Linked DNA regions of Mus musculus: region 2 is linked to region 1. The links are chromatin loops, found by intact Hi-C in ENCODE. Cell type or tissue: left cerebral cortex. All regions are shown on one strand. Each heading gives the region's core, and the rest is flanking DNA. Links, peaks and the distances in the headings are about the cores only.

Region 1 (15,772 bases), core at 3,524-11,523:
TGGTAGGGCTCTTTCAGGACTCAGTTCTCAGCAGACCCAACGAGATGCTCACAACTGCATGCATTTTCAGCCCCTAAGGGACCCAACTGACTTCCTAAGGGCTCCTGACTCTGGGGCATCTGTACTCATATGCACATGCTCCCATAACGACACAATAACACATGTATGTATGTATGTACGTATGTATGTATTATAAAATAGTTAAAATAGTTTTTGAAGTTCCAGCATCAACCAGGGTCAAATGACTGACAGTCTAACTATATTTTTTTTTAAAAAGAAAGAAAAGGAAAGGAAAGAAAAGAGGAAAACAACATAGTGTATCATATTTGAGGCCAGTCTGAGATACATCCTATCCTTGACAAAAATATTCTGAACTTATATCAGAAGGATGAATGTTTGTGGAATGAGAAAACCAAAAAGCTTGACATTTCAAGGGAAAATATGGAACTGTTCCTTTAAATAAATTAGCACAAAAATCTCAATTTGTAAGATCCATGTAAGTGTTACTGCTTTCTAACACTGACAAAAACAGAAGTCTGACAACTTACTGTTCACAAAAGTGGAACGAAGCTGTCATTCTTATCCACTGCCACTGGCTGTTGTTTAGTGCCTCTCTTCCCACAGGTGCTTGATATGACAGCAGCACGCACGGGATCACTGAGGACCATGCTGACTCCTATATAACACTCTCAGCCCTTCCAAAATACCTTCCCCATTACTTTTGTTACACTGTAGTAAGTTAGTGTCCCCTAAAACTGATGCCTACAAGAATTTTATAATGTGTCCTTATTTGGAAGTAAGATCTTTGTAGATCTAAAGAACAAAATGAGATCATGCAGGATTAAGGTGGGCTCTAAATCTAATGAAAGTGCCCTTATAAGGACACAAAAAGTAAGCGATGCAGGGAAGGCTGCCACAGGAAGAACAAGTAACAGTCACAGACAAATTATAAGCCAAGAATGCTAAGGTAGCCAGGAGCCACCAGCGGATTAAGGGGTAAGAATACTACTTCCTAGAGTCTTCAAGAAATGTGACCCAGGTCACACTGTAGCCCCCAGACCTGTAAGAACATACATTTCTCTTGTTCTCAGTTACTAAAAAGAAACTACCAGATAGGAAGGTGCAGCATCAGGAACTGCTGGAATGTGGCCAGGCACAGGCCATTCGGTTAGGAAAGCTCAGTGAGCTCTCTCGCCTTTATCCAGCCCAGGACCCCACATATGGAATGGCAAACTCCCATTTAGGGTGGATCTTCCCACACTAACTAAGCTGATGTAGGGAATCTTTCCCAGACACGCTCAGAGATCCCTTCAGTCTGACAATCCTCCTGCCTCTGCTTGTACTAAGTATTCTGCACCTAGGATATATGTGCTCCTTCCACACCTCATACCAGACTTTACTCGTCAGACAAGGCATTATGGAAAGGCCTTATGGAAAGGTATCCCGATAAGACCAATCTGTCTCCTCAACGTGAACTCATATCTAACTTACAACTTAGAAATACTGCACTAAATATGTGGTATATTCACCCTTTCTTTCCTACCAATGTTAAGATTCTACATTACCTTTAAGTATAGTATCCCTAACACAGTGCCCCTGTACAATACATAGCAGATCTGTAATTATCTGTGACTGCATTAACAATAATGAGGGAAGCCTTCAAGTGTTTTCCATGGAGCAGTTAATGCTCCAAATCACACCACTTCCTGGGTATTTCTGGTGAGTTCCCAGGTACAAAGTAGCTCCAACCTTTGACAAGCAACTTTCCACTTCTACTACCCAGAACAAAGACTCAGGGAACAACTTCCTCTACCAATTACAATTGCATTTTGTTTTGGTTTTGGTTTTTCTTTTCTTTTCTTTCTTTTTTTTTTAAGATTTGTTTGGTTTTTTTATGTAAGTACACTGTCACTGTCTGCAGATATACCAGAAGAGGGTGTCAGATTCTACTACAGATGGTTGTGAGCCATCACGTGGTTGCTGGGTATTGAACTCCGAACCTCTGGTAGAACAGTCAGTGTTCTTAACTGCTGAGCCATCTCTGCAGCCCTTGGTTTTGTTTTTCAATACAGGGTTTCTCTTGAATAGTCCTGGCTGTCCTAGAGCTTGCTCTTATAGACCAGGCTGGTCTCAAACTCAGAGATCTGCCTGCCTCTGCCTCCTGAGTGCTGGGATTAAAGGTGTGTGCCACCACTGCCCAACCAAAAAAGTTTTAAAATCACTATGTTATCTGTTGATGTTTTGTCTGTGCAACCCATGTATACCTGGTATCTGTAGGAAGGAGTCAGATCCCATGGAATTGTAGTTACAAATGCTTGTTAGCCTCCATGTGGTCACTGAGAATTGAATATGTAAGAGCAGCCAGCACTCTTTTAAACACTAAACTTCTGCCTAGCTCCAAAATTGTAGAACTTTGATATTCCAGTTACACTCTTCCCACAGACATTATAGCTTATCCATACAAAAATCCATCTTGGCTTTCTCCTTTACAAACAAGAGTCAAGGAAGGATACAGGACAAATCAATAACCCTTCCTTTATAAACCTTCAACTCATTAAGACTTTTGAAGAACTTTCTAACCCCCTAATGATAATAACCACTGAATTGCAATTCTAAAGTCAGTAGAATAATTGGTCCTTATTCTGAAAAAGTTATAGATAGCTAAAATTTTAAGTGTACTATAATACCATATACTTGAAAACCAACAGATTTCCAGAGTTAAATTTTACAGTCATTTTATACCAACATGAGTAAGTGTAGGCACTGAAATGCTGTGGCCATACTTGGCCATACAGCAATCTGCAGGGTATTTCTGATTCCATTCTTACTGAGGTTACTAAAATACAGGACAACTCTGAGGACTTAATAAATCATGTAACTTCACTAAGTTCTTCTGAGTGTCTCCACTAAACTATGACCAAAGTCAGTAAATAGCTTTACTGAACTTATTCAATATGCCACCTTTCCTTCTCTACAATAATCCTCTATCCCTGGGAGAATAAATAAGTCTTCTACAAATTCCAAGAAGAACTGAACAAACATTATTTACAGATTTTGGAAATATAAAACATTCCCTCAATGCTCAGAACTGAACATAGGACTTTAAGCCCTAGGCAAGTAAGTATTCTAACCACTGAGCGACACTGCCAGCTCCACCCACATTTTAAATGTTAAATTTAGAAACATTTAAGTAAAAATGAGGCCAGTGAGGCCAGATGTTATTACAGGCCCCTGTCACCCTGTGACTTTTTTTTTTTTTTTTTTTTTTTTGGAGACAGAGTTTCACTATGTAGCTCTGACTGTCCTCAAACAAGGCTAGCCCCCAACTCACAGATATACACTTGCACTAATGGTGTGCACCCCCACACCCAGCTTCAAACAACTATTCTAAAGAGGTATAACCAGGGCCAGGTTGCTACATGCACTCCATTAGTGACACGCATGACAGGCCCCGAAAACCTGGGTGCTGTCCCGAGGTGAAAAGTTCATGGAAACTTAGTCTCCTGGAACTGTGGCATCCTGTATACAGAATGCTCCAATGTCCTTGCTTTAGTTGGTAAACGGATCTGTGTGTTTTCCCTTAATATTGCTTTATTATAAGTGCTCCGAAGGATTGATATTTTGATGTATAGCTAAGTTAGATTCTAGGCAGTCCTTGATACGACCTTGGGCATGGATAGCTAAGTCACTGCCCAACACAGAAATTTACCATTATCTAGGAAGAAGGAAGTTTGTGACCTAAAGAGGAACCAGAGTAGATACTTAGAACTATAGGTAGCTGAGTTACACCCATACACAAGTATTTACAATGGCCTAGGGGGAAGGTGGACTATACAAGGTGGACTAGAATAGGAACTATGGCAAGGGCACGAAGCCCTTGCCCCTGGCTTCTAAGATTAAGTGGACCTTAGGTGGAGCTGTTTTTGATCTCAGTTGTTAACATTAAATTTTATCCCAGTAGGTTCCCACCAGTCCTTCCGTGTTTGCATTCCTGTTTTATGTAAGAATCCAGTAACCTCTTTGTACCTTGCTGGTTGTGTCACCCAACTTCCGTATTTTCTTCTGTATAAAAAGTTTGATGTTCAATTTGACAAGTTACATTCAGATCCACACTCCCTTGTGTCGAGTCTGTCAATTCCCGCTGACTCCTTGCCCACCTGAGACCCGTTCCTCGCAGACAAGGGACCAAAATGGTCTGTGGCACCAGGTATACAAGATAGTCTGGACTTTGTCTCAAAACAACATAAAAGAAGTATTACCAGGTTTTTGGTCACAGCTTTTGCATTTGACCAAATACTGAAAAACGGCAACTTAAAAGAAGGAAAAGGCAACTTTGACTCATTATTTCTGAGTTCTCAATCTACAGTTGCTTAGTCCCTAAGAACTTGGGTGAAACATCATGCCAAAAGGTTTATGTAGTGGAAGACCTTCATGGCAAACTGGAACCAGAGAGAGAAGGATGGGAGGAACTGGGAACAAGATATTCCTCCCTCCAGAACTCACCCCCAGTGACCCACTTTCTAAGAGGAAGGCCTCTTCTAGGGTTTCCAGAACTCTCAAAACAGCGCCATCAGCTGGGAAAGTTAGGCTAGTAAGTATATATTATTATATTATTGTGCTTTTATTATTATAAATATATTTATAAATATATTATTAAGATATTATTAATCTATTAAATACATGAGCTGCAGAGCTCAAATCAAACTGTAACAATCTCCTTCCACTCCTCTTAGAATACTCACAGAGTTGTATTTGTCTGTTGGCTATTCTAAGACAAATAATGATGGAAGGGAAGCTTCAGTGCCTAGGTATCAAATCACACACTGCAACTCGGCCTTTAAACATCACTGAAACCCTAAAAACAAAGTCTCAACCTCTACATTGTTTCAAAAAGCTTTAAGGAAAAAAATAATTGAGACATGCTAAAAAAAAAAAAAAAAACACCACCAACAACAAAAACAAAACAAAACAAACAAACAACAAGGTTAACTAACATATGCTAAAAAAGGTTTACTGGGCACAAGCCCCAGAGATCTCAACCCCATGCAAAGACTACAGGCAATTGAGTAAAGCTGGGCCTGGGAGAGGTGGTCTTCCCCAGGAAAGAACACATCAACTGGTTTTTCATCACAAAATGGTCAGCCCTGAAAACACAAACAAGTAACACTGTATCTATTCAACAAATTATAATTAGAAATATTTATGCATATACATATATCCATGCAATAACTGAGGATAAGACGCCATGAATTTAAACGAAACTAACGGGGGAGGGGATATAGGAAGTTTTGAAGGCAGGAAGGGGAAGGGAGAAGCGTAATTATTTTATAATCTCAAAAAGAAAAAGGAAAATAAGGAAATAATCTCACTTCAGACTACTCACCAAATATCGTTCGGGCCAGGTTTCCAGTATAAATCAGCCTGCCATTTTCTGGCTTATCAACTTGTGTATGGAAGCAGCGGACACATTGTTCCCAACAAACAGGTATCTGCTGAAACAAGAAACCATTGAGTAACTGGTTGAACAAATTTTTATTTCTATCAATGTTGTTTTTATTTCATTTAAATATAACAAAGAGAACTTGTTACAATGCCATGCAAAGAATTCTCTCAAATAACCTAGAGGATTCCCAGGCTTCCTGCCGGCCACTCTAGCCAACCAGAGAGCTCCAGAGTCAGAGATCTTATCTCTTAAAACCAGGCTTCAGGATGGAGAGGCTCATTGCGCTTCCAGACAACCAAGGTTCAGAGTCCCAGCACCTACGTGTCTTACAACCTTCTGCAACCCAAGCCCTTGGCATCCATGCCCTTTCTGGGCCTTCATGAGCACTGATAGGTGTGGTTCGTTCATATGTATGTATGTACGTACGTATGTATACACATACATGAAAGCAAAACACCCATACATATAAAGTAAAAGTCGTGCTACACAGTGGTGGTGCATGCCCTTTGTCTCAGCACTTGGGAGACAGTGGCAGGCTGATCTGAGTTGAGGCCAACTTGGCCTCAAAAAAATCTTAAATAAGATTGAGATAGAAGACAGTCAATGATGACCTCCACATGTATGTACACAGATACTACATAGGCAAAAACATTTGTTTAAATTTGCTTTAATGTAATAATCTAAGAAAATACAGAGGGCATGACTGTACATGTCTTTGAGCCCAACATTCAGGAGGCAGAGGCACGTAAATCTCTGAGTTCAAGTCCAGTCAAAAAACAACAAAAAACAATCTTAGCAAAATACTGTAAATTGAGGGGTTTGTTTTGCTTTGTTTTGTTTGGTGGGTTCGTATGCACAGGCATGTCCAGAGATCAAACTCCCATCCTGAAGACAAAAGCCTCCACAGACTAGGCTTCTCCTACCACCCCTGTGGTTAGTACTTAGGAACTAGTTACATGAATAACTAGCATTTTTAAGGCTGTCTCCCTGAAAGCCTTGCATATACCTTGTACCCCATTTTGTTTTGAAGATCAAGTCCAGTCATCAATGTGGTCCATGTTGGCCTCCAACTGACCATGAAGCTCATGCTGATCCTCTGTCTGAGCCTCCAGAGCTAACACTGGGACTTTAAGTCTGTGCCACTACCATACCCTGGGCCTTCTATCTCTTAGCAAGAAAGCTTGCTTGAAAAACTGCTTGAAAGCTATATGAAACAGGAGTTTCCCAAGTATGTATAAATGAGCATCTAAAAATGAATTTCACATTGCTCACATTTAAAAATGTAAAAAGTATGCCTAATTTGTGTTGAAATTCAGTTAAGAGTCCAATATCTCGAGACCCTTGGCTATAGCACACACCTTTTATCTGTGAGTTTGAAGCCAGCACCAGCCTGGTCAACAGATCAGCCAGGGCTACACAGGGAAACCCACCCACAAGCAACTAACAACAAATAATTCAATTACCACTTTCAGCATTTCTTAAAAGTTTTTAAAATTCTTATATATTACAATGTAGCTTAATATACATAAAATTCTTGCCGAGCTACACCTTTAATCCCAGCACTCTGGAGGCAGTGGCAGGGGATATCTGAGTTCAAGGCCAGCTTGGTCTACAGAGCAAGTCCCAGGTTAGCCAAGACTACACATGAGAAACCCTGTCTCGAAAACCCACAAAATTCTTACATTTTATAGTATAGTTTAACATACTACGTACTTTGTTCAATAACATCCACACCCCACCTTTCACTCCGTAATCAAAGAAATTCCTAAAAACGGACAAGTAACACAACTTAGGAGGCTAGCTCCACGTGCTGCATCAATTTCTTAGCACTTAGCGCCCTTCTGACCTTTAGCTCTAGAGTAAGAAATAAGTCCCTGCGCAGCAGAGCAAATCTTTAATCCTAGAATGGGAAGTCAATAGGTAGGCGAGTCTCTGATTTCGAGGACAACCGGGTCTATATAGCGAATTCAGGACAGGTGAGTCTACAAAACTGGGACATCCTGTCTCTGAAAAACAACAAAAAGAACCATTTGTGGTGCTTTAATAGCCTTCGAAAGGAGAATCAATCCCTGGATTGACAGCAGCTGCGGACCCCGAGGTCGAGGCCTGCTCCTCCCAGGCCCGCACCGGGAGTGTCCCCTCAGCACTGGAGTTCCCAGACCCCATGCTGCGCCCGCTCCCCACCACCACAGCCTACGAACAGCCGACCTGCGCTCGCCCGGGTGGCCCGCAAGACTCGGCTAGCGCTAGATGCCCGCCGCTCCGGAGCCGCTCTGGCTCGGCTAGCGAGGCCGCACGCCAGAAAGCGATCCCGGAACCTCGGAGCGCGGCGGCCACACACCACGTCGTCCTCGTCCGGCCCGGCCATAGGCCCGCTGCCCACCGGCCGCCCAACCCCAACAGCATGCTGCGAGTTGGAGAAGGTGGCCGTCAGTTTCCAGCTGCGGCCAAGGACACCCAAAAGCGACTCCGCTCGACAGTGGCCCCCACAAGAGCGATGAGGCTCCGCCCCTTAAACGGAACACGCGGCCGGATTGGTGCGCGCGCGTGCGCAGAAAATGCGGCCGGCCTGCAACCTTCTCCACCTGGTGGGTTCCAGGCAGCAAATGACCCAAAACCCCAACTCCCTGCTTAAGATGATGGGCTTCAACCGAATTCCTAGTATTTGGTCGGCTTTTGACCGTGTGCAAGGACAGAGTGTGTAGGCATGTGAAAAAGACAGTGACCAGAAGCCTAGTTAAATACTTCGTTCTCATGAAAGTCACTTTATAGGTCCTAAAACTGGTTTGGGAAAATGATTTAGCTTCGCAGAAGTAATTGTAGCATATCAGCCCAAAAGGAATGTAGTTTAAGGTACTTAATGTTATAATGTTTAAATACTTTGTATGCTATGATATGATATTAACAAAATGAATGAATGATTTAGTCCCAGCACTTGGGAGACAGAGACAGGCGCATTTCTGAGTTCGAGGCCAGCCTGGTCTACAGAGTGAGTTCCAGGACAGCCAGGGCTACACAGAAAAACCCTGTCTCGGGGGAAAAAAAAAAAAAAAAAGATTTAATGATTTAACTTAATTCCACCACTGAGATAGGAGAAAATGGAATTTTTTCACATAATTTTCGATTTTGTTGACAGATTTTTTTTTTTCCCCATTAAAAACGTCGTATCCGAGCTGGGTGTGGTGGCGTACGCCTTTAATCCCAGCACTCGGGAGGCAGAGGCAGGCGGATTTCTGAGTTCGAGGCCAGCCTGGTCTACAGAGTGAGTTCCAGGACAGCCAGGGCTATACAGAGAAACCCTGTCTCGAAAAAAAACAAAAAAACAAAAACAAAAACCAAAGGAACAAACAAACAAAGCCCCCATCATGTCCAAGGTGGGGAGTGTATCTTGCCTAGCACGGACTGACATAGAAGAATCTACAGTGTTGCAAATCCAGAGCCAATTTATCATGGGCCATTTGCAGATCTCTTAGTAGCCTTAATGTATTGTCCTCCTGTGTACCTAACATCTTCACGACCTTCAGCTGGAACACACCGAGTTCAAGCTTTCATTTGGAATGCACAGGGTATTAGTTTTCCGAGTACTGTCAAATAGCACCTGAAGCCTAAAACAGGTTTCCCCACTTTTAAAAAACGTACCTAACCATCCCACTAATGTAGAAACCTGTCTTGACTGATGATTTTCTTTGTTCTGTTACTATAAAAAAGCTTCATGAAACTACTTCCATGTTGAAACATGGAACATGGGGACAGGGGGTGACATAAATCTGTGTTTCCAAGCCATGATCACTCATTTGGTTCTAGAATAAGTTCTCTTTTCTCTCCATTGAGGTGAGAGTTTTTTGAATCAACACTATACCTTTCTCCCAAAGGCAGATGATACTTAGTGCCTATTGCACAGGACTTAGACAGGAGTAGAGGGAGCACTGTAACGGCATAAATTTGGGAACTCATGGTGCAAATGTGTAATAGGACATGCATCTAAAAATACACGAGACTACCTCTAACTGGAATCTCTGTGTTCTAGGTCAGGTCAGACATTCAGGTCATAATGCCTGAAATAAATACCAACCATCTTGATGAAAAATCAGTTTACTTTGTAGCAAAGATGTGTATTCTTATTGATGAAAATGGCAATAAAATTGGAGCTGACACCAAGAAAAACTGTCACCTGAATGAATCCATCAACAAAGGATTATTACATCCACCGAGCATTTAGTGTCTTCTTGTTTAATAATGAAAATAAGCTCCTGTTACAGCAGAGATCAGATGCTAAAATTACCTTTCCAGGTTGTTTCACCAATAGTTGCTGTAGTCATCTATTAAGTGTCCAGGTGAGCTGGATGAAAACAATGCCATTGCTGTGAAGCGAGCAGCACAGAGGTGCTTAAAAGCAGAGTTGGGAATCCTCTTGGAAGAGGTTGATCTAAATGAAATCAGTTACCTAACAAGAATTTACTACAAGGTCCAATCTGATGGTATCTTGGGTGAATGTGAAATTGATTACATTTTGTTGCTGAGGAAGGATGTAACCTTGAATCCAGATCCCAATGAGATTAAAAGCTGTTGCTATGTATCAAAGGAGGAACTCAAAGAAATTATGAAGATTGCAGCCAGTGCTGAAATAAAGTTAATTCCGTGGTTTCAAATTATTGCAGACACTTTTCTCTTTAAATAGTGGGGTATCTTAAACCATTTGAGTCCACTTGTTGACTATGAGAAAAATACATAGAATGTGAATGTGTAAATGATTTGAAAGTTTTGCTTCTTAGTAAGAATGGTTTTGTTTTGCTTTAAATTGGACTCCCCAGTATAATACATAGGTGTTTTACAACCAGAATTTGTTTTGAGAAAAGAAAAAAAAACTGAACTAACTTATTTATAGTTTTGCACTATATATCCCACATATATGCACTGATGTTTGTAAAAGACATTTAAGAGAAGTTATTGTGAAATTATGCCATAAATAAAACTTAATTTAGCCCGTCCAAATACATGGCCATGACAAGATTAAATAAATAAGTAGAACTCCTTATTTTTTACATTTTGACAAACACTTTCAAAACACTTTGCTATTTGCCAAGTGTTTTTTATAGCATTAGATTTTTTACCATGGGTCAGAAAATTGAGCAGAAGACACTGCTTAATTGCTTTGAAACAGCACTAAGAGGTTAAATGGGCAAGGCTGGGGACACAGCTCAGTGGGCAGGGCTGGGGACACAGCTCAGTGGGCAGGGCTGGGGACACAGCTCAGTGATACCATGATTGCCTTGCAGGCATGATGTCATGGGTGGCTGAGTCCCTAACCCTAAAGATATTTGTAACACCAATAATAGCTTTATTCTTAAATTCTGAATAATGGATAAGTTTTTTTCTCATAAAAAATTTTAAACTTAATTTCTTGCTAACTCAGAACAGTTGATCACTGGGGATTTGACTATGTAGCAAGTATTTATTGAGAATTAAAAATAAATTATTTTTAAAAATAAGCTAAAAATACTGGTGATATAATATAATGGAGATAAACTGTTTTACATAATACTACATAGGTTTCCAAAGGTAAACTTGATGAATTTGTCCTCTAAATATCTTCAGATCAACTTCACAGTCAGATGCATCAGGAAAAATTTCTCATCTAGCACAGCAGCTCTATGACCCCTTCTCAGGACAAACAACCCTTTCAGAGGGGTCGCCTAAGACAAACAGAAAGCACAGATACTTACATGACAATTCATAACAGTAGAAAAATTACGTTTATGAAGTAGCAACAAAAATAAATTTATGGTTGGGGCACTGTATTAAATGGTTGCAGCATTGAAAGGTTGAGAACCAACCACTACTGTAGTAGGTAAAAAATGATACAGGTTAGAGGAACCCACTTCTCCTTGGTGTACTTTAGCAGAACTTAAGCATTATTGATATACTGTTAAATAATACAAAATACTGTAATCCTCTCCATGCTTATTTTTCCTCTAAATAAGGTGAGAGGATGGCATAAACTTCATTTTAGGACCAGGCCTAACTTTAAAAGGAAAGGAGGAAAGCCATCCTTTCCCAGAACTGACAATACTCACCCACCCCCGCACCAGCTCCAAGAAGAACAAGGCCACAGAATCCCCCATCTAAAGAGCAGCCTGGGAATACCCACAAGGATGGGGAGGTATTGTATCTCAGGATGGCCCATCTGTTCTGGGCAGCCTTATATGGTTTGGGTATTTCATTGTGTAGTTAAACATTCATGACACAAGAATGCAGTCTACTGACCACAAGCCAATCAGAAAACAACCCATGTAACATCACCCGGCTCTCACCAATGAAGTTTTAGATTACCTAACCCTAGCTAAAATCCCCCTAGTTTCCTACAAAAAGGCCTGCAGAACTTTGTCTGTCTTTACCATCTTTTTGTAAGTGGCTGACCCCTGCATGCAGGCTTCTTTCTTTCAAGAAATAAAAACACTCTTGCCAACTGCATATGTGGGTGGTGGTCTCCGTGCAGCGTTTTAGTACTTAACAGTAAGGTGTTTGTGGGCTCAGTTGATAACTCCTGGCAGATTCCCTAGCGCTGGATGCTTTGGACAAAGGCTTACCAAGAAAAATAGCCATCCAAACACTCTCAGGCTTCTATTAACACATAAAGGCCTTGAAGAAACTGCAACAGCTGTGTGCTGCCAAAGCACAACTCTGGCTCCAGAAGGCACTATTCTAGTCATGATTATTTCAATTTACACCTGGCTCTTTGCCATTTCAAGCCTCAATGAACTCTAGATGACCTTGAAGCCATTTTCACCTAGACCAGAAGTGCAATTCTCCTGGTGGGCCAACAGAAAGTCTAAGATCAGTACTAACACTGTGCTCCGTTTGAATGAGAGACTACCAATTTGATGCACCCATGGTCCTGCATTTGCATGAAAGACAAACTCAAAAGATGGACAGTCCTTTGTTTTCATAAGATTGACATAATTAATGCAGACATCTTTGCCACACACATTTTCTGGCTATAAAAACTGACTATTCAGCTATATTGGGGAGCCTTATGGGAGACATGGTTTAGCAATTTAGAGTACCTGTTCTTACAGAGGACCTGGGTTCAATTCTTAGCATCCACATGGTGGCTCATAATCACTTGTAACTCATAACTCCGATATCAGGGGATCTGATGCTGAAAGCACAACATAAACCCCATTTGTCTCCACTTAAGGACCAGGCCTGATTTCAAAAAAGAACAATAAGACATCAGTCCCAGAAACTAGGTCATTAGATGACAGCTCCAGGGACAGACCATAAAATCCAGAACAAGATCATAAACCCTCCTCCCATAGAGCAGCCTGGGGATAACTACAAAAATGGGGAAATATCTTATCTCAGAATGGGCCATCTGTGCTGGGCAGCCCTATCCCATCCTATAGCTAAATATTCATGACATAGGAATGCAGGCCACTGACCACCTGTGATCTCCTAGCACCCACCAATGAAATTTTAGATTACCTAGTTCCTCTAGAGAGTTCCTGGTTCCCTATAAGAAGGCTTGTGCACCTTTGTCTGGGGGTCAACATTTCAAAGAATGGTTGACACTCCCAACCCCTCACATGCTGGTTGTTTCTGAAGACTATCTGAGTCTGGAGTCTTCTTTCGGCAATTTTCAGAACCATAGAATGCCTTCTTCTGATCTTCATGAGTATTGGGCATGCACCTGCTATATATGCAGACAAAACATTTGTACACATAAATCTAATTTAAAAACAAAAACAAAAACAGGACACACTTGAGGACATGCTCAGAATCGATCATAAAGATGGCTGGTACAAAAGGGTACAGAGTACTTCTAGGCATGATTGTTCCTAATTTTGGTGGTGGTGGTGGTGGTGGTTGTGGGGTGTAATGGCTATTCCTTGACTATATCTGGAATGAACTACAATCCAGAATTGGAAGGCTCACCTGTGATCCTGACCTTGAGGCTGGGAGATAGAAGTTTCTGATCTGGATCTTGGCATGGTGTTCTTCTTGTGAGATTGAGCAACTACTAGATCCTTGGACTTCCCATTCACAGAAGTGCTGAGTTGGACTACAAATTGTAAGTCATCATAACAAATTTCTTCACTATAGAGACTACCCATAAATTCTGTGACTCTAGAGAATCCTGACTAATACAGGGTGCTAAGGAAAAATACTTCGAAGGTTTATTAATATAAGAGTTTGTCCTTGCTGGGCAGTGGTAGCACGTGCCTTTAATCCCAGCACTTGGGAGGCAAAAGCAGGTGGATTTCTGAGTTCAAGGCCAGCCTGATCTACAGAGTGAATTCCAGGACAGCCTGGGCTACACAGAGAAACTCTGTGTGTGTGTGTGGGGGGGGTTGTCCTTAATACCTGACTTTGTTGTGGGGGGGTGCTAATAGCTGAGAGTTCAGGCCCCATATTAGACAGAAGGTCACTCTTTGAACAAAACAAAACCAGCTTCCAACCTCAAAATATGGAAAACAACATCAGCATCATGGCTAGGGTTGGCATATGTGTATCTATAGGAAATCTACTAGTAACATTGAGCTTTAGCAGAAAGACACTTAAAATTAGTGATACAAAACAGGTTAGGTTAGTGGTACTGATTGCTTTGAGAGTTACAGAGCCTTTCTTAGCTCTTGGTGAGCTTAACGGAGCAAGAGTACCTGAAGATCAAAGCTTGCCAAAGTCATCTCAAGCCATTTCTCATACCCTCAAACGGGAAGGAAACTGGAAAAGGAGTGAGCAGAGAATATGTACAATTCTCTTCCTTCCTCTCTGGCTTCTGTCCTTGGGGCCAGAGAGCAACTTCCAATAATCCTGCACTTAATATCATCTCACTCTGGCTTGAATTGATTCATTTCACCAGTAGCAGAGAAACAAACAAACAAAAAAGACCCAACCAAAAACCTATCGCAGTTGTCTGACCTAGTTCCCTTTTCTGTGTCCTTTTAGAAGGAATCCATGGGACTGGGGAGATGTCTCGGCAGTTAAATGCTCACTGGCTTTTCTTCCATAGGTACTGAGTTCAACTCCTAGCAACCACATGGTGGCTCACAACCATCTATAATGGGATCTGGTGCTCTCTTCTGGCATGCAGATAGAGCACTCATACATAAAAACACAAATAATAAATAAATACATAAATCTTAAAAACAAATAAAATTATGCCGGGCGTGGTGGCGCACGCCTTTAATCCCAGCACTTGGGAGGCAGAGGCAGAAGGATTTCTGAGTTCAAGGCCAGCCTGGTCTACAGAGTGAGTTCCAGGATAGCCAGGGCTATACAGAGAAACCCTGCCTCAAAAAAACAAAAACAAAAACAAAACAAAACAAAAAACAGAAACAAAAAAAAAAGAAAAGAAAAAGAAAAAAAAACAAATAAAATTTAAAAAGCAAACAAATAAATCTTAAAACAAACCAACGGAATCCTGAGCCAGCCGCATGAACCTATCCTTGGTTCTTTAGTCAAGATATACGATGGAAGTCGGGCCCACCCTTACTGCCTAAAGGGAGACTCAGGTCTCACTTAGTTTTTTCATATTTTTTTCTTTAGTTTTATCTTCTGCTACCAAATGCCTCTTTTACTATGAAACTACTTTGAATTATGGATACAACCAAAACACTTTCATTATTTCTCCAAAGCCTTTGAAAATTAATTCAAGGCCGCAGCTATATTTTTGCTTTCAATTCCATAAAAGCATACATAGCTGCCAAATCAAATAAAGCAAAAACACAAACACAAACAAACAGACAAACACTTTCAGAGCAACCCATGGTAGGCAACACCTGTCGTTTCAACACTTTGAGGCTGAAACAGAATTATAAATTGGAGTTGGAGGGCAGCCAAGGATTACATAGGGAAATTACTGTGCCTGATGGCTAAGGAAGGAGATAGAATTGTCCCCAAATACATAGCTAGTCTGGGACTCGTAGTTCCAGGGTAACACTGAAATACCCTGTCTCAAAAATTCAAAAACAAAACCCTTTGAGAAGTTTCAGAAATTCCAAATAGCACATACATACTATACTTCCTTTTGTGGGATACTATTACACAGCTGCGACTGATTAACTGAGTATCTTGAATCTAGGTTTTCAAGCCCACTCCATGAAAACAGCAGAGAGGAAACTTAACTGAGCTGCTTTTCAGCTTTCTAGGAAAGGTGCCTAGGTAACCACGGAAAAGCCAATGAAAAGGTTTGGTTGAGGGGGGCGTGGAACTGGGGAGGTGAGGAGCAGAAATAATGGGCCCTGATTTAAGTAATGGTGATAGGCAGCGAGAACTGGACGGGTGGGCGTGGCATATTTCAGTAAACACTGACCTATATCGGGAAGA
Region 2 (15,772 bases), core at 4,519-12,518, 80 kb before region 1:
CAATAGATGCAAATCAAAACAACCCTGAGATTACACCTCACACCAGTCAGAATGGCTAAGATCAAAAACTCAGGTGACAGCAAATGCTGGTGAGGATGTGGAAAAAGAGGAACACTCCTCCATTACTGGTGGAATGACAAGCTGGTACAACCACTCTGGAAATCATTCTGGTGGTTCCTCAGAAAATTGGGCATAGTACTACCTGAGGATCCAGCAATACAACTCCTGGGCAGATACCCAGAAGATGCTCCATCATGTAATAAGGACACATGCTTCACTATGTTCATAGCACCCTTACTTATAATAGTCAGAAGCTGGAAAGAACCCAGATGTCCCTCAACAGAGGGATGGATACAGAAAATGTGGTACATTTACACAATGGAGTACTACTCAGCTATTAAAAACAATGAATTCATGAAATTCTTAGGCAAATGGATGGAAGTAGAAAATATCATCCTGAGTGAGTAACCCAATCACAAAAGAACACACATTAGGTTTGCACTCACTAATAAGTGGATATTAACCCAGAAGCTCAGAATACCCAAGATACAATTCACAGACCACATGAAGCTCAAGAAGAAGGAAGACCAAAGTGTGGATACTTTGGTCCTTCTTAGAAGAGGGAACAAAGCCAGGCGTGGTGGCGCACGCCTTTAATCCCAGCACTCGGGAGGCAGAGGTAGGTGGATTTCTGAGTTCGAGGCCAGCCTGGTCTACAAAGTGAGTTCCAGGACAGCCAGGGCTAAACAGAGAAACCCTGTCTCGAAAAACCAATTTAAAAAAAAAAAAAAGAGGGAACAAAATACCCATGGGAGGAGTTACAGAGACAAAGTGTGGAGTAGAGACTGAAGGAAAGGCCATACAGAGATTGCCCCACCTGGGGATCCATCCTGTATATAGTCACCAAACCCAAACAGTATTGTGGATACCAAGAATTTCATGCTGACAGGAGCCTGATATAGCTGTCTTCTGAGGGGCTCTTCCAGTGCCTGACAAATACAGAGGTGGATGCTCTCAGCCAACCATTGGACTGAGCACAGGATCCTCAATGGAAGAGCTAGAGAAAGGACTCGAGGAACTGAAGGGGTTTGCAGCCCCATAGGGCGAACAACAATATGAACCAACTAGAAATTCCAGAGCTCCCAGGGACTAAACCACCAACCAAAGAGTACACATGGAGGGACCCATGGCTCCAGCCGCATATGTAGCAGAGGATGGCCTTGTCAGTCATCAGTGAAAGGAGAGGCCCATGGTCCTGTGAAGGCTCTATGCCCTTGTGTAGGGGAATGCCAGGGCCAGGAAGCAGGAGTGTGTGGGTTGGTGAGCAGGGGGAGGAGGGAGGGAGTGGGGGGGGTTTCTGGGGAGTAAACCAGAAAAAGGGATAACACTTGAAATGTAAATAAAGAAGATATCTTATTTTTTAAAAAAAAGAATTCAGAATCTCAAACAATTTACCTTTTCCTTCTGTGTATGAAAAGGCACGTGTTATCATTTGTCATAAAGGAGATTAAAAGTGTGAAAAGAAACTTCTGCCCAAACTTCACAAAAAAAAATAATAATAAGGCTTATTTTTGCCTGAAAAAAATGATGTATTTGGTCATATCACACTGTAAATCAGCTTTGTCACAGAACTAGTGTGCAGCCATCTGAGGACAAGTCTGCAAGAAAGAAAGAAAAAAAGGAAAGGAAGAAAGAAGAGAGAGAGAGAGAGAGAGAGAGAGAGAGAGAGAGAGAGAGAGGGAGGGAGGGAGGGAGGGAGGGAGGGAGGGAGGAAGGAAGGAAGGAAGGAAGGAAGACTAGAATGTGACTCCTCTCTTGGGAATCTGTCCCAATGCTATCTTCATCCAGAGAGCTCAAAACAAATGTTATTACAGGACCAAGAATCAAAGCAGTCATTCCAAGGCCAAAACAAGGAACATATCAGTGACCTAAAAGAATTTAATATTGGGGGCTGGAGAGATGGCTCAGTGGGTAAGAGCACTGACTGTTCTTCCAGAGGTCCTGAGTTCAAATCCCAGCAACCATATGGTGACTCACAACCATCCATAATGAGATCTGACTCCTTATTCTGGAGTATCTGAAGACAGCTACAGTGTACTTACATATAATGAATAAATAAATATTTTTTAAAAGAATTTAATATTGAAATTCTGAAAACCAGCTCTGTGTTCTTGAAAAAAGATTGAGTTTTATAGGAGAGAACATGGTCTGATATATGTGGGCTTTCTCCTACTTCATGAGTAGATTTTCCTAAAATCCCTTGACACTTTCTGAGTGAAAAGACTATCTTTGGTACTGTATTAGGTACCTGTCCCACTGCTGTGCTTGATTACTTGACAAAAAGAAGGGGTTATTTTGGCTCACAGTTTGAGAAGATGCAGTCCATCATGGCAAATGAATGCAAGGTGGTAGGAGCTAGCAGTTCATCAGATTACATCCAAAGTCAGCAAGCAGAGAAAAATGGATGCTGGCAACTCATCTGGCTTCCTCCTTTCAGCATGGCTGAAGCTGCTGAGTTCTGCTCTGGAGCTGGAGCATACCCCACTTGTTCTATTACCAGCTTTCTGTTTTCTAACTCCTTCACTACCTAAACTTGACTGTCCTGGAACTTGCTCTATAGATTGACCTTAAACTCAAATCTGTGTGGCTGTTTCCTGAATGCTGGGTTTAAAAGGTGTGGAAGAGGAGAAGGAGAAGGAGAAGGAGAAGGAGAAGGAGAAGGAGAAGGAGAAGGAGAAGGAGAAGGAGAAGGAGAAGGAGAAGGAGAAGGAGAAGGAGAAGGAGAAGAAGAAGAAGAAGAAGAAGAAGAAGAAGAAGAAGAAGAAGAGGAAGAGGAAGAGGAAGAGGAAGAGGAAGAGGAAGAGGAAGAGGAAGAGGAAGAGGAAGAGGAGGAAGGGGAAGGGGAAGGGGAAGAGGAAGAGGAAGAGGAAGAGGAAGAGGAAGAGGAAGAGGAGAAGGAGGAGGAAGAGGAGGAGGAGGAGAAGGAAGAAGAGGAAGAAGAGGAAGAAGAGGAAGAAGGAGAAGGAGGAGAAGGAGGAGAAGGAGGAGAAGGAGGAGAAGGAGGAGAAGAAGGAGAAGGAGGAGAAGAAGGAGGAGAAGAAGAAGAGAAGGAGGAGGAAGAAGAGGAGTTATATAGTGCGGGACACACTGCAGCTTCCATACCGAGATTTTTTTTTTAACTTTTTGGTCTTTGTGAGTTACACATCATGCACCGCAGTCCCTCTCTCAGCTCACTCTTTCTCTTCATATCTGTCCTCTGCCCCTGCAACCTCCCCTGCAAAATAAAAAACAAACAAACAAGTAAGCAACAAGAAAGCATAAAAAAAATCTCATCATGGTAGCTGTAGTATGTCACAGTGTGTCCTACAGCATATCCCTCTGTCCACACATCTTCACTTGCAAATGTTCATTTCAGTGAGTCATAGGTCTGGTTGTAGATCTCTGGCTTGTGTGACACCATCAGAATTGGATCATCATTGGGACTCCTCCCAGTTATCCTGTTGTTGTCATGTCATGGAGATCCTCCAGCTTTGGATCAGCCTGACTGGCCCTTTCACACATCCCAACTCTTCACAGACGATATAGATTTTGGATCTGGGCCTGGGTGGTAACAGAGCTGGTCAGTGTGACAACTTTCCCTTATCTGCACCACCAGAGTAAGCTCTCCAGCACTGCTCTTGCTAGGCCACCCGATACTACCATTGGCAGGAGGCAGGGTCAGCCCTCTGGCTCTCATGACTTCAGCACTGGATCACCCACACTCATGCCTCTAGAGCCAGCTCTACTGTGCTGCCCAGTCAAGGTAAGGGGCCTACTCTTCCAAGTGCTGCATCCTGTGAGGTACTAGGCAGCTTTCCTGTTCTTACACCCTCAGGGCTGGTTCACCAGTGCTTTTGACATCAGGGACAGCTCCACTGTGTTACCCAGGCTGCTTTCTTGAGTGCTACAGCCAGTGAGGAGGCAGAAATAGTTACCCACTCTCACACCTAGCTCTCCTGACTATAGCAGGTAGCAAAGAGCAATGGAGGGGGGCATCGCCTCACACCCTCATGTCAGATGAGTGGCAAGGCCAGCTCTCCCATGCTCTAACCCTCGGGTGCCAGCTCACCTGTGCCCTCTCCACCAAGGCCTGCTTCCCAGACAAGGTGCAGGACCAGCTCACCTGCGCTCATGACCCAAAGCCAGCTCTCCCAATAGCCACAGGTAATGACGGGCAGGGGGGAGAGGGCATCATCCCCTCACCCACACCACTTCATGACCAATGAGTGACCCGGCCAGTTTTCATACTCTTGCTCAGCTGCTCCACCTTGACCAGGTCTAGAACTACTGTGCTTCCCAGGTGAAGTGCATGTCCTGCTCTTCACAGTTCTGCAGCCAGCCAGGGGCAGGACCAGCTCGTCTGTGCTCATGACCCCAGGGTAAACTCTCCTGACTGCTGCAGGTTATAAGGAAGGGCATCACCTCCCACAACCCAGACCACCTCGTAACAGATGGGTGGCAGGGCCAGCTCTCCCACACTCATGTTCCTGGTACTGAGTCACCCACACCCCTGCCACCAGGGCTAGCTCCACTGTGCTCTCCAGAATGTTGCTGCCGGTGAGGGGTGGGGCCAGTTCTACACAGTCCCTGGGCATCCACTTGGTTTCCAGTGGCTTCCCAGACCAGGGACGACTCCATCGACCCTAACCCCTGCCACTGTGTGAACACAGATTCAGACATGGCTCTCAGTGGCAGCTCCAGCTAAGATTTTACCATGGCCAGGTGGCAAGGCTGTCCACTCACAACAGGCTACTTCTTTCCACCCTGGAGTCTGCAGTTTCCATCTTTCTTCACAATGCTCAAGTTGCTCTTATCTAACTACCAGGTACTCGCACATTGTGGTGGCTCCTGCTGCAGGGTAGCCACATAGCTGGCAGGCCCCTAGGTGGCATCATCTGTCAGCCCTTAGTGGTGTGGAAGCAAGTAGGTGTCTGTGGGTGGCATGGCAGTTTGCAGGTCTCTGTCTAGTCAGTCTTCCTCATCCTACACTGTGCTTCCTGGATTTGATTTGATTTTTATGAGACCTAGGCAGAAGACAGCTTTGGCCACTGTCTTAGTTAGGGTTTTACTGCTGTGAACAGACACCATGACCAAGGCAAGTCTTATAAAAAACAACATTTACTTGGGGCTGGCTTACAGGTTCAGAGGTTCAGTCCATTATCATCAAGGTGGGAGCATGGCAGTATCCAGGCAGGCATGGCACAGGCAGACCTGAGAGTTCTATGTCTTCATCCAAAGGCTGCTAGTGGAAGACTGACTTCCAGGCAACTAGGGTGAGGATCTTCAGCCCACACCCACAGTGACACACCTACTCCAACCAGGTCACACCTATTCGAACAAGGCCACACCTCCAAATGGGCCACTCTTGCCCAAGAACATATAAACCATCACAGCCACCAACCCAGGCATCAAACTAGGATGAGCAAAGGACTGTCATCTGCTCCTCACTGATATATGAACAGCACCACCAACAAGATCTTTGGCCATTGCCAAGTTTTTTGGTTTGGGTTTGGGTTTTTTTTGGGTGGAGGGGGTTCCTTTGGAGGGAGGCTGCAAGGGCAGAGGGTAAATACAAAGAGATGGGAAAATGAGAGGGATTGAGGTGTATGATGTAAAAGTCACAAGGAATCAATACAAAGTTAACACACACACACAAAATAAAATAAAAAGTTTGTGTGCATTGAGGAGCCTGCGAACAAATGCACTTCTAAGAGATCATGCAGACAAATGCAGAACTGACAGCTGTATGCCACTGGTTGTGGGTGCACACCTTTAACCCCATCATTCGGGAGGCAGAAGCAGGTTCTTGAGTTCAAGGCCAGCTTGGTCTACAAAGCTAGCTTCCAGACACCCAAGGCTACACAGAGAAACCCAGTCTCAAAAAACCAAACCAAACCAAACAAACAAACAAGTAGAATGGCATTGTACTGGCTAGTTTGTTTTTCAACTTGATTCAAGTTCATGAGGGAAGAGGGAACCTTAATTGAGAAAATAACTCCATTAGATTGGCCTGTAGGCATGTCTATTTGGCATTTCCTGTATTAATGGTTAATATGTGGAGTATCCAGTCTCCTGTAGGCTGTGCCACCCTGGGCCAGTGGTCCCAGATTACATAAGAAAGCACTGAGCATGCCAGGAAGAACAAGCCAGAAAGCAGTACTCCTCCATTACCTTTGCTTCAGTTCTTGCCACCAGTTCCAGACTTAACTTCCTATTTGCACACACACACACACACACACACACACACACACACACACTTCTCTGCACACAGAAGACGGATGTGGTGTGTCCTCCTTGCCTAAAAGCTGCTCTCCTTAGCAATCTGGTTCCATCAGGCCCATTCATGAACATGAAGAAAACAGAAACTTTTCACTTCCCTCGCCTAAAATTATTGCTTCACTTCCTGGCTTTCAGACTCATAATTGAACCTCATACAGATTTCACACATTTGTGCCTATATTTTTTCACACATTAACCACATTTGTGTCTATATTTAGAACAGCTCCCCTCTCCTTTTCTCTATTACTGCTAACATCTTATAGGTTGTAGATATTTTTAAGAGGATTAGAGAACTGGGTGTGGTGGTACATGCCTGTAATCACAGCACTCAGGAGATTGAGGCAGGAAGATTATGAGTTCAGCACTAGCACTGGTTACCATAGAGAATTTTAAGTCATCCTAAGATACATGAGACCCTGTCTCAAGAATAAAAAATGTATTATAACTTGAAAAGTCATCTACGAAATTTAAACAACAGCAAAATGGTGTGTGTGTGTGTGTGTGTGTGTGTGTGTGTGTGTGGTCACACAGACGAGTGCAGATACTGGACACTGAACCCAGTGCTTCACTCTGTACAAAGCATGTATTCTACCCTTAGCTACACATTCAATTCAAGGAGGCAACTTATTTCATTGTAACCAACAGAGATTTGATATGGCTGTAGCTTCAACTCTAAGACAGAGAAATGCAAAAAGTAGTAAGAAACTGAGAGGCCAACCCTACTCCATCTTGGAATCGGCCTCCATCTTAAATGAAAAATAAAATAAAATTAATACACACACACCAGGAAGGACCCCATGGCTTGTCCTTGGCTAGCTCTCTAGCTACTTCCTAGCAACAGTTAATCAAAGATTTGTCTGATTGTTTCAAATGTACTTTCAGACTATTCTTAATTGTATATGGTCTTGCTTCAGAGCACCCACCTGTCGATAGACATTCAATTAGTGCTTGCCAGGCTGGAAAGCCCCTTGTTTGCTCTTATTTTCCAATTAAACCTTTTCCTGATGAGAGTTCTGGGACAGTAAGTAAGCCCAAACTTAAGTATGATTACATAGGCGTCAACTCCTTGGTGGTCTTTTGGAGTTCACGAATGCTTCCTAGCACAACAAAACCAAACCAATACAGGTGCATTTTCATCAAATATTTATTAAAAAGTACCAGGCACTGGGATAAAGGAAAAGAACGCAGTGATGATCAAAAACAAAAAGGCCCATACTCTTGTATTGATTGCAGTCTAATGAACCATTTAAATATTAATCACACTAATTAATCTAAATTGGCCATTCTGTAAGGGACCACTAGGTGTCCCCATTATCCATTCAGAGCTCCTAGTTTATATTCTGTGCCCCAGTAAGGACATTTTCCGCCTCCTCTCCAGCTAAATATAGTCAGTCACACAACCAACTTTTGATAAGTAAGAAGTGAGTAAAAGTATTTAGGGCAAACACACTTAGGCCATGCTCTTATAAGAAGTGGGTGTGTCCTCCATCCCTCTCAGCCACTAGAAAGTAGAAGTAATATGGAGTCCTCTCAGAATGCCCTGGTGAGGTCCACAGGGATGATTGTGCCCAAAAGCAAATGGTTCCTTAATAATGCAGCCTTCAGACAGGCCCTGGGCTGCTTAATTTTGTACTATTGGAATCCAGAAAGAAATTTTATAAAAGTCACTATTTGTTTCTGTTTCCACAGTAGATCTAACTACTAGGAAGGAAGTTTTGGGGACAGGGATGTTGCTCTGTCCATAGAGTGCTTGTTGGGAATACGTGATACCCTGGGTTTGATCCTTAGTACCACATGCCTGTAATCCTAGCACTTAGGAAGCTGTGGCAGAAAGATCAGAAGTTCAAGGTACATGGAGAGTTTAAGGCTATTATGGGGTGCATAAGACACTGTCTCCAAACAATAGAAGAGAGCTTTGGAAAGAAAACAATAAAAATCCATCTAAGGGATCATGTAGGGTTGTGTGTCCTGAGTCTGCTCTGCCACAGGGCATGGCCGCTGGGGGAGTTGGGAAGCAGGAGTTGACCAACCTTACCCCAAGCTGTCACGGGGCAAATGTTGGGCCATAGGAAAGCCCCAGGACACCGCTCGGGAGTGGGGAAGCACAGTCTGAGGTGCAGGAGAGCTGGAGCTGCTGGAGGGAGGAGGAAGGCCCCCGTCCTGCAATGAGGCCAGTCTGCTTTTCAGGTTTGTTATTAAACGCGTTCTCACGACCGGCCAGGAAAGACGCAACAGACCAGAATCTTCTGCGGCAAAGCTTTATTGCTTACATCTTCAGGAGCCAGAGTGCAAGAAGCAAGAGAGAGAGAAAACGAAACCCCGTCCCTATTAAGGAGAATTTTCCTTCGCCTAGGACGTGTCACTCCCTGATTGGCTGCAGCCCATCGGCCGAGTTGACGTCACGAGGAAGGCAGAGCACATGGAGTGAAGAACCACCCTCGGCACATGCGCAGATTATTTGTTTACCACTTAGAACACAGCTGTCAGCGCCATCTTGTAACGGCGAATGTGGGCGCGGCTCCCAACATCTCCCCCTTTCCTTTTAATAAGAGCAAATAGGCCACCCATATTAATGAGAGTGGAGATAGAGGTCAAATCCCCAGTGTGTAGGTAAAGGAGCCATGTACAGGATTAGCTCTTAGGCTCACAGGCTTTTACCCAGAGCAACCCTGACCTGCTCCCGTGTCGTTTTGCCTGGAGAGAAGGACACTTGGACACTCAACCTTCTTGAAAGATGACATGTCTCCCTAGAATAGGCTCATATATGCCGCAGAGCCTTTCCATTGCAGTGCTTAGCCGTGCAACTCTCTCGGGCTGCTGAAGCACACTCACTCTATCCCGTGCAATGAGACTAGCCTCATGGGATATAAGAGCTGAGTGGCCAGCGACCTATTGCCTAAGCATAGATATATCAGGGGAAGCTCCATGTTCTAGTCCTGCAAGCGCCTGGGCAATAACCACCTTGTCTCTCCTAGTTTGGGCCTTAAGCTTACAGACCAATCAAAGAAGCAACACTAATCCACAGCAAAGTGTATCTCCAAGTAATATTAATCCCACCCAATTTTTAAAGAAAGAAAATGCTGAGGAGATCCAATTGGGTAATCCTTTGGTCAGGGACAGGTCCAAGCGCGTGGAGTTGACCTGAAGTCTCAATTCCCGAAGGATCTGTTCAAATTCAGCCGTCCAATTCTGTAACATATACTGAGAAAGACTTTTTGACAAATTAGCTGCCCTAGTAAATTTCTCATACTGAATGGAAGTAACACACAATCCCGGAAACTTTTGTTCACATCTCAGCTGAGTTATTTGTCATAATACATCTAGTTGTATCTGGACAAGATCTATGAGTTGATTAACCAGCATGAGACCTCTCTGTATCTTGACATTAGCTGAGGCCTGTTCATCTATGACTGTAGTCACTGAGGCTGACAAAGTGTTAATGGTGTCAGTCGTCTGGACCTGTCCAGACAGAGCCAAGGCTGTCTGAATTAAGGCCAAACCCAGTTCCTAGTTAGTGGTAAAAAAGCAGGAGAATACTTGAGCATTATACATCACCGTCATTGGGAGTGGAAATGTCGACATTATCCCCCAACGCTGCTCTCTTTTTATTATTGACGCCCTGGACATCACCAAGACGAGGGACATTAGTATTCCCTTGGTCAGTCTGGATTTTTCGGGTGAGTCTTTCTGGTAACCAAAATGGGTTGTCTTCATTCTGTGGGAAAACACAGATAGCTCCCCTGGATCTTATCAAAATAGGATCCGGGCCATACCATTTATTATCAAGGACATTTTTCCATTTAACCATCTCATTGGGCCTATCTGGCTCTGAACAATGACGTTCAGCCGCAGTATGGCCATGAGCATCAATATTTAAAAAATTGAGTGTAAAGAGTGCCATAGACACAGACACTCTTGGTGCTCGGGGTACAGTCTCCTCAAAAGTTCCCCTCTTCTGTTTTATAAGATAGGTTTTGAGGGTGCGATGCGCACGCTCAACAATACCCTGTCCTTGAGGGTTGTATGGAAGTCCAGTCAGGTGGGTTACGTCCATCTGACGGCAGAACTGCTGGAATTTTTGAGACGTATAAGCTGGTCCATTATCAGTCTTAAGGAGTCTGGGTTTCCCCCAAGCACTCCATGCCTCAAGGCAATGTTGAATCACATGTGAGGCTTTTTCTCCGGTTAACGGAGAAGCAAACATGATGCCAGAACATGTGTCAATGGACACATGGAGATATTGAAGTTTTCCAAAGGAAGAAACATGTGTAACATCCATTTGCCAGACCTGTAGAGGTCGAATACCGCGTGGGTTAATTCCCACATGAGGAACTGGCAAGAACTCACAGCAGCTTTGACATTGAGTAACAATGTCACGGGCTTCTTTTCTTGTCAAGGAGAAACGACTGCGTAATGTTTCAGCCGTCACATGAAAATTGTTATGAAAATTTCTTGCAGCCTCTACCGGGGATGATAGGGCAGCAGCCACCACTTTAGTGGCCTTATCTGCCAAATCATTTCCCAGAGCCATGGGGCCAGGTAGGCCTGAATGGGCTCTAACATGAGTAATATAAACAGGAAACCTTCTAGATAACAAAACTAATTGTATCTGCTGAAAAATATTGGCAACTCTACTGGAAGGCTTAATCACTCCAGCCACTTCTAAAAGATTTACTGCATTAACCACATAACAGGAATCTGACACAATATTAAGGGGTTCTAAAAAGGTTTTTAAAACTTCTAAGACCACTAAACATTCTACCACTTGAGGTGAATTTTCATTATATTGTTTGGATACCACTTTACCATTAGCCACATAGGCACCTATGCCAGTTTTTGATCCATCAGTATATACCACAATCCCATTTTTAAGTGGGTTTCTTACTGTTATTTGTGGAAACACAACAGATTGATTTTGGGCAAACTGTAAGATTGGATGTTTTGGATAATGGTTATCTATTTTTCCTGAAAAGGAGGTAACTAAAACTGCCCAATCATTAGATGTGGCTGCCAAGGTTTGAACCTGTGCAGCGGTATAAGGTACAATTAAAAGATATGGACTTTGCCCAAAGTGGGTGATTGCTGCTTTTAGACCTTTAAGGGCAAGCTGTGCAATTGCATCAGGATACCAATCTATTATTTTAGCTGGGGATACGTTTGGATGGATCCACAACAATGGCCCATTCTGCCACAAAACTGCAGTTGGCAATTGTGCTGTCTTAAAGACACACAAACTGAAAGGTTGCGAATCCTCAATACGTTGTAATTGTGCATTTTGTAAGGCCTTTTCCACTTTTTGTAAGGCCTGGTTAGCAGCTAGAGTAAGAGTCCTAGGGGAGGAGATATGAGGATCTCCTTCTAAAATACCAAACAAAGGCCTTAACTCAGCGGAAGGAATCTTTAAAAAAGGTCTGAGCCAATTAATATCTCCCAACAGCTTTTGAAAATCATTTAAGGTATGGAGGTGATCTCTTCTTATCTCTACCTTTTGGGGCACAATCTTATCTGGGGACACCACAGAGCCCAAGAATTGTCCTGTATCAGAAATTTGGACCTTTTCTGTGGCTATCTGTAAACCCCACTGACTTAAAGTTTTAAGTAGAAAAGGATATGCCTTTTGTAGCATGGTAAGGTCTTTATGGCACAGGAGGATGTCATCCATGTAAAGGAGCAAAATTAAAGAGGGGAATTGTTCCCTCACTGGCAAAAGAGCTTCTTGCACATAAAGTTGGCACATTGTAGGACTATTGGACATTCCCTGTGGTAAGACCTTCCATTGATACCTCTTATCAGGTTCCATGTGATTAATAGAGGGGATGGTAAAGGCAAATCTGGGCCTATCCCTTGGACACAAAGGTATAGAAAAGAAACAATCTTTAATATCTATAATAATTAAATTCCAGCCACGTGGTAAGGCGGAAAGTACAGGGAGACCCCTCTGTACTGGGCCAAATAAGTTCATTTGCTCATTAATGGCTCTGAGGTCATGGAGCAGTCTCCACTTTCCTGACTTTTTCTTAATTACAAAAATTGGAGTATTCCAAGGTGAGGTAGAGGGTTCAATATGGCCTAATTTTAATTGTTCCTCTACCAGTTGAATCACAGCTTCTAGTTTTTCAGAGGATAGGTGCCATTGAGGAACCCACACTGGGTCCCCTGTTTTCCATGGTATGGGTCGTGCTGCCCCAATGGCCGCTAAGGAAAACCCAGACCCTGTCTGTCTTGGTTTCCATTAGGTAAGATAGGCTCTATCCTTCCCTGTTCTTGATGTCCTAACCCTTTTCCTTCTTTATAACCCATCTTTGCCATGATATTTTTTGCTTTAGCTGAATACCCTCCCGATGGGGCGTTTTCATTGGACAAAATAAGGCCCAAATGCTGCATAATATCCCTTCCCCAGAGGTTAACCGGGAGTGGGAGCACATAAGGTATGAATTTCCCTTGCTGTCCTTCAGAGGATTCCCACGTCAAGGCAATGGAGCTTATAGTGGGACATGATTGATAACCTAGGCCCTGTAATGAATGAGATGACTCTGTGGTGGGCCATGTTTTGGGCCACCAATGTGTAGAAATTATACTTTTATCTGCTCCGGTATCAAGGATGCCTTCAAACTCTTTTCCATTAATCTTAAGGCGGAGCTTAGGTCTATCATTTAAAGATACAACCAAATAGGCAGAATCATTTCCTGAGGAGCCCATCTTCTTTATCTCAGGTCCTGCAGATTTTTCCCTGGTATTATCAGGGAGGAGCAGCAGCTGAGCTATCCTATCTCCTTTACTAATAGAAAAAACGCCTTTAGGGCTTGAGCACAGGACCTGTATTTCAGGGGAATGTTGACAATCCATAACTCCAGGGTGGACTACTAAGCCCTGTGAGGTGAGTGAACCCCGGCCGAGAATAAGGCCCATGGTTTCCGGGGGCAAGGATGGTATAGGCTCCACTGGCACCGGCTGAATACTCATTTGAGGCATTAATAGGAAGTCGGAGGCGGCACGCAGGTCCACCCTTGTGGGTCTTCCTGGGTCGCCTCTCTGACTGCTTCTTGGGTCCTGACAAACCGGTTCCCATATCTTTGAGGGCCCTGGGACCGAGGGCCCGATGACCCGTTTTTTGGCACATCAGTTGATTGACTATCAGGTGGGGGAAGGACTCTGCCCTTTATATCCCTCACAGAGCGACACTGGTCAGCTCTATGATAACCCTTGCCACACTTAGAGCAAAGAGTGAGAGTCCCTCCCTGTTTATCTGGAGCTCTGCAATCTTTCTTAAAATGCCCAGGCTTTCCGCAGTTAAAACATGTCCTCTGATTATTTCTGCCCATGGAGCGGTTTTGGGATTGAAGGATGGCAGCCGCTAAACCTGCATTGCTGAGAGGTCCCCCAAGCTCTCGACAGACCCTGAGCCAGTCTTGTAAGCCTTTGTTCTTTCTTGGGGCTATGGCCGCTCGGCACTCCTTTGTGGCTTGCTCATAGATTAGCTGTTCTATCAGAGGCGCAGCTTGCTCTGACTCTCCAAAAATACGCTCTGCTGCCTCTGTCATTCTGGCCACAAAATCTGAGAAGGATTCCTGAGGTCCCTGGATTATCTTTGTTAACTGACCAGTGGTTTCACCTGCTCGAGAGAGCGCCTTCCAGGCCCTAATAGCCGTGGAAGAAATCTGGGCATAAGCTCCCCAATGGTAGTTTGTCTGATCAGCAGAATAAGCTCCCTGACCCGTTAACAAGTCAAAAGTCCAATCTCTCTGCTCTGGAGTCAAAGCAGCTGCGTTTGCTCGGGCCTGCGCTTGTGCAGCTTCGTGCCAAAGCGCTCTCCATTCCATATATTTGCCCATACTAGGGAGAGCGGCTTTTACAACCGTTTGCCAGTCAGCAGGAGTTAGTGCCATGCCGGCGAGCCTGTCTAACTGCACCAAGGTAAAATTAGCATTGGTTCCGTATTTACGGACCGACTCGGCAATTTCTTTAATTTGTAAGTATTCTACCGGAGCGTGGACACGCCCACCCTCGGCTCCTTCAAAGACCGGAAATGCCTGTTGTATTTTCCTTTGTTCCTCTCTGGGAATGAATGAGTCTGCGCACTGCCTCTCTGCGCACTGCCTCTCTGCGCAGGGCTGACGCACTACGCAGGGCGGGGACTCCGCATAGGGCGGACCTTGAAGCCGACTGCCCTGAGGCCAATCAGCAAACTGGCCTTCGCCAGCCGCTTTTGGCTTCCTTAACTGATTAGCTAGCACTTTACCTGGCTGGTAATGGGCTGCTTCTTCCTCCCAGTCTGTTTCCTCAGAGGAGAATTCTTCATCTGCTTCAGAACTACTAAGAGCTGGCTTCCTGAGCTCATCTAGTGACGAGTATCTCCTAGAGACCTCCGCTAATCGATCTTTTTTCTTTTCTTTTTTCTTTTCCTTCCTTCTAATCTCTCCCCAGGTATTCTTACCTGACCTAAACTTTTCCTCGGGTTCAAGACCCTTGGAAAGGCCTGTATACTTATTTTGTGTACCATATTTTCTCTTTGCTCCTACTCTCTCTCCCCGCTTTACTTCTGATAGCTTGTCCTGAATTTCATCTAGAATCCTCCCTATCTTAACCACTTGATAACATGTGAAAAGGAACAAAAGGGCTCCTAACACCAGAAAAAATTCAAGGCCAAACATATTCCACTTTACTTCTGATAGACTGTCTTGAATTTCCTTAGAAAGTTCAAGATCAGACTTACCTCGTAAAGCTGTACTCACTGGTACTCTCGTTCCCCAGCTGAAAAGTTCTGAATTCATACAGTTGAATCCTTCTTAACAGTCTGCTTTACGGGAACCTTTATTACCGCGACCCGCAGTTCTGGTTCTGGAATGAGGGATCTTCCTTGCGCCAGTCCCGAGTTTTTTTCTCGTCCCGGAATTCGGCACCAATTGTTATTAGACGCGTTCTCACGACCGGCCAGGAAAGACGCAACAGACCAGAATCTTCTGCGGCAAAGCTTTATTGCTTACATCTTCAGGAGCCAGAGTGCAAGAAGCAAGAGAGAGAGAAAACGAAACCCCGTCCCTATTAAGGAGAATTTTCCTTCGCCTAGGACGTGTCACTCCCTGATTGGCTGCAGCCCATCGGCCGAGTTGACGTCACGAGGAAGGCAGAGCACATGGAGTGAAGAACCACCCTCGGCACATGCGCAGATTATTTGTTTACCACTTAGAACACAGCTGTCAGCGCCATCTTGTAACGGCGAATGTGGGCGCGGCTCCCAACACAGGTTCTTGGACACCCAGGCAGAAGCTGCATAAGAGCTAAGAGCAGAGTGAGGGCCTGTGGGCTGGATCTAGCCGAGGCAGGGTGGGGGAAGAAGAGGGAGCTCCAGGTGGTCCTGAGTAATCTTAAGGGGTTTCCCAGTCCCAGACCCTGTTTACAGCTTCCCCCTCCCACCTGGGGTCAAGGCTAGGCCAAGTTCCATTCTCCACCCACA

Evidence for each region. Hi-C counts contacts between places; a loop is a spot of excess contacts. Peaks named below come from ENCODE experiments on the same cell type or tissue, not always from the same donor. Only the 100,000 strongest peaks of a DNase experiment are listed, where the experiment ranks them.
Region 2: a loop joins it to region 1, with 2.3 times the contacts of the local background. A loop is called at or near these places in 3 of 42 quality-filtered maps.

What each region holds. Positions count from the first base shown.
Region 1 is chr1:16,657,385-16,673,156 of GRCm38, reverse strand. Tmem70 (transmembrane protein 70) reads right to left here and starts at 7,966. Exons shown (of 3, transcript NM_027415.2): 1 at 7,652-7,966; 2 at 5,384-5,489. The coding sequence starts at 7,849. It overlaps D030040B21Rik (RIKEN cDNA D030040B21 gene), which reads right to left and starts at 15,605. Exons shown (of 4, transcript NR_037998.1): 1 at 13,379-15,605; 2 at 12,929-13,136; 3 at 12,508-12,602; 4 at 10,879-11,136. It also overlaps a transcript of Eloc not described here and the pseudogene Gm7654. In left cerebral cortex, for the core only: a CTCF peak has its summit at 8,041; DNase peaks (open chromatin) are centred at 7,351 and 7,964; H3K4me3 peaks cover 1,854 bases; H3K27ac peaks cover 1,147 bases.
Region 2 is chr1:16,738,061-16,753,832 of GRCm38, reverse strand. No RefSeq gene overlaps it. Among named protein-coding and RNA genes, the nearest start is that of Ly96, 57 kb to the right of the region's middle. In left cerebral cortex, for the core only: CTCF peaks have their summits at 4,918 (motif pointing right) and 7,608 (motif pointing right); DNase peaks (open chromatin) are centred at 4,962, 6,438 and 7,695.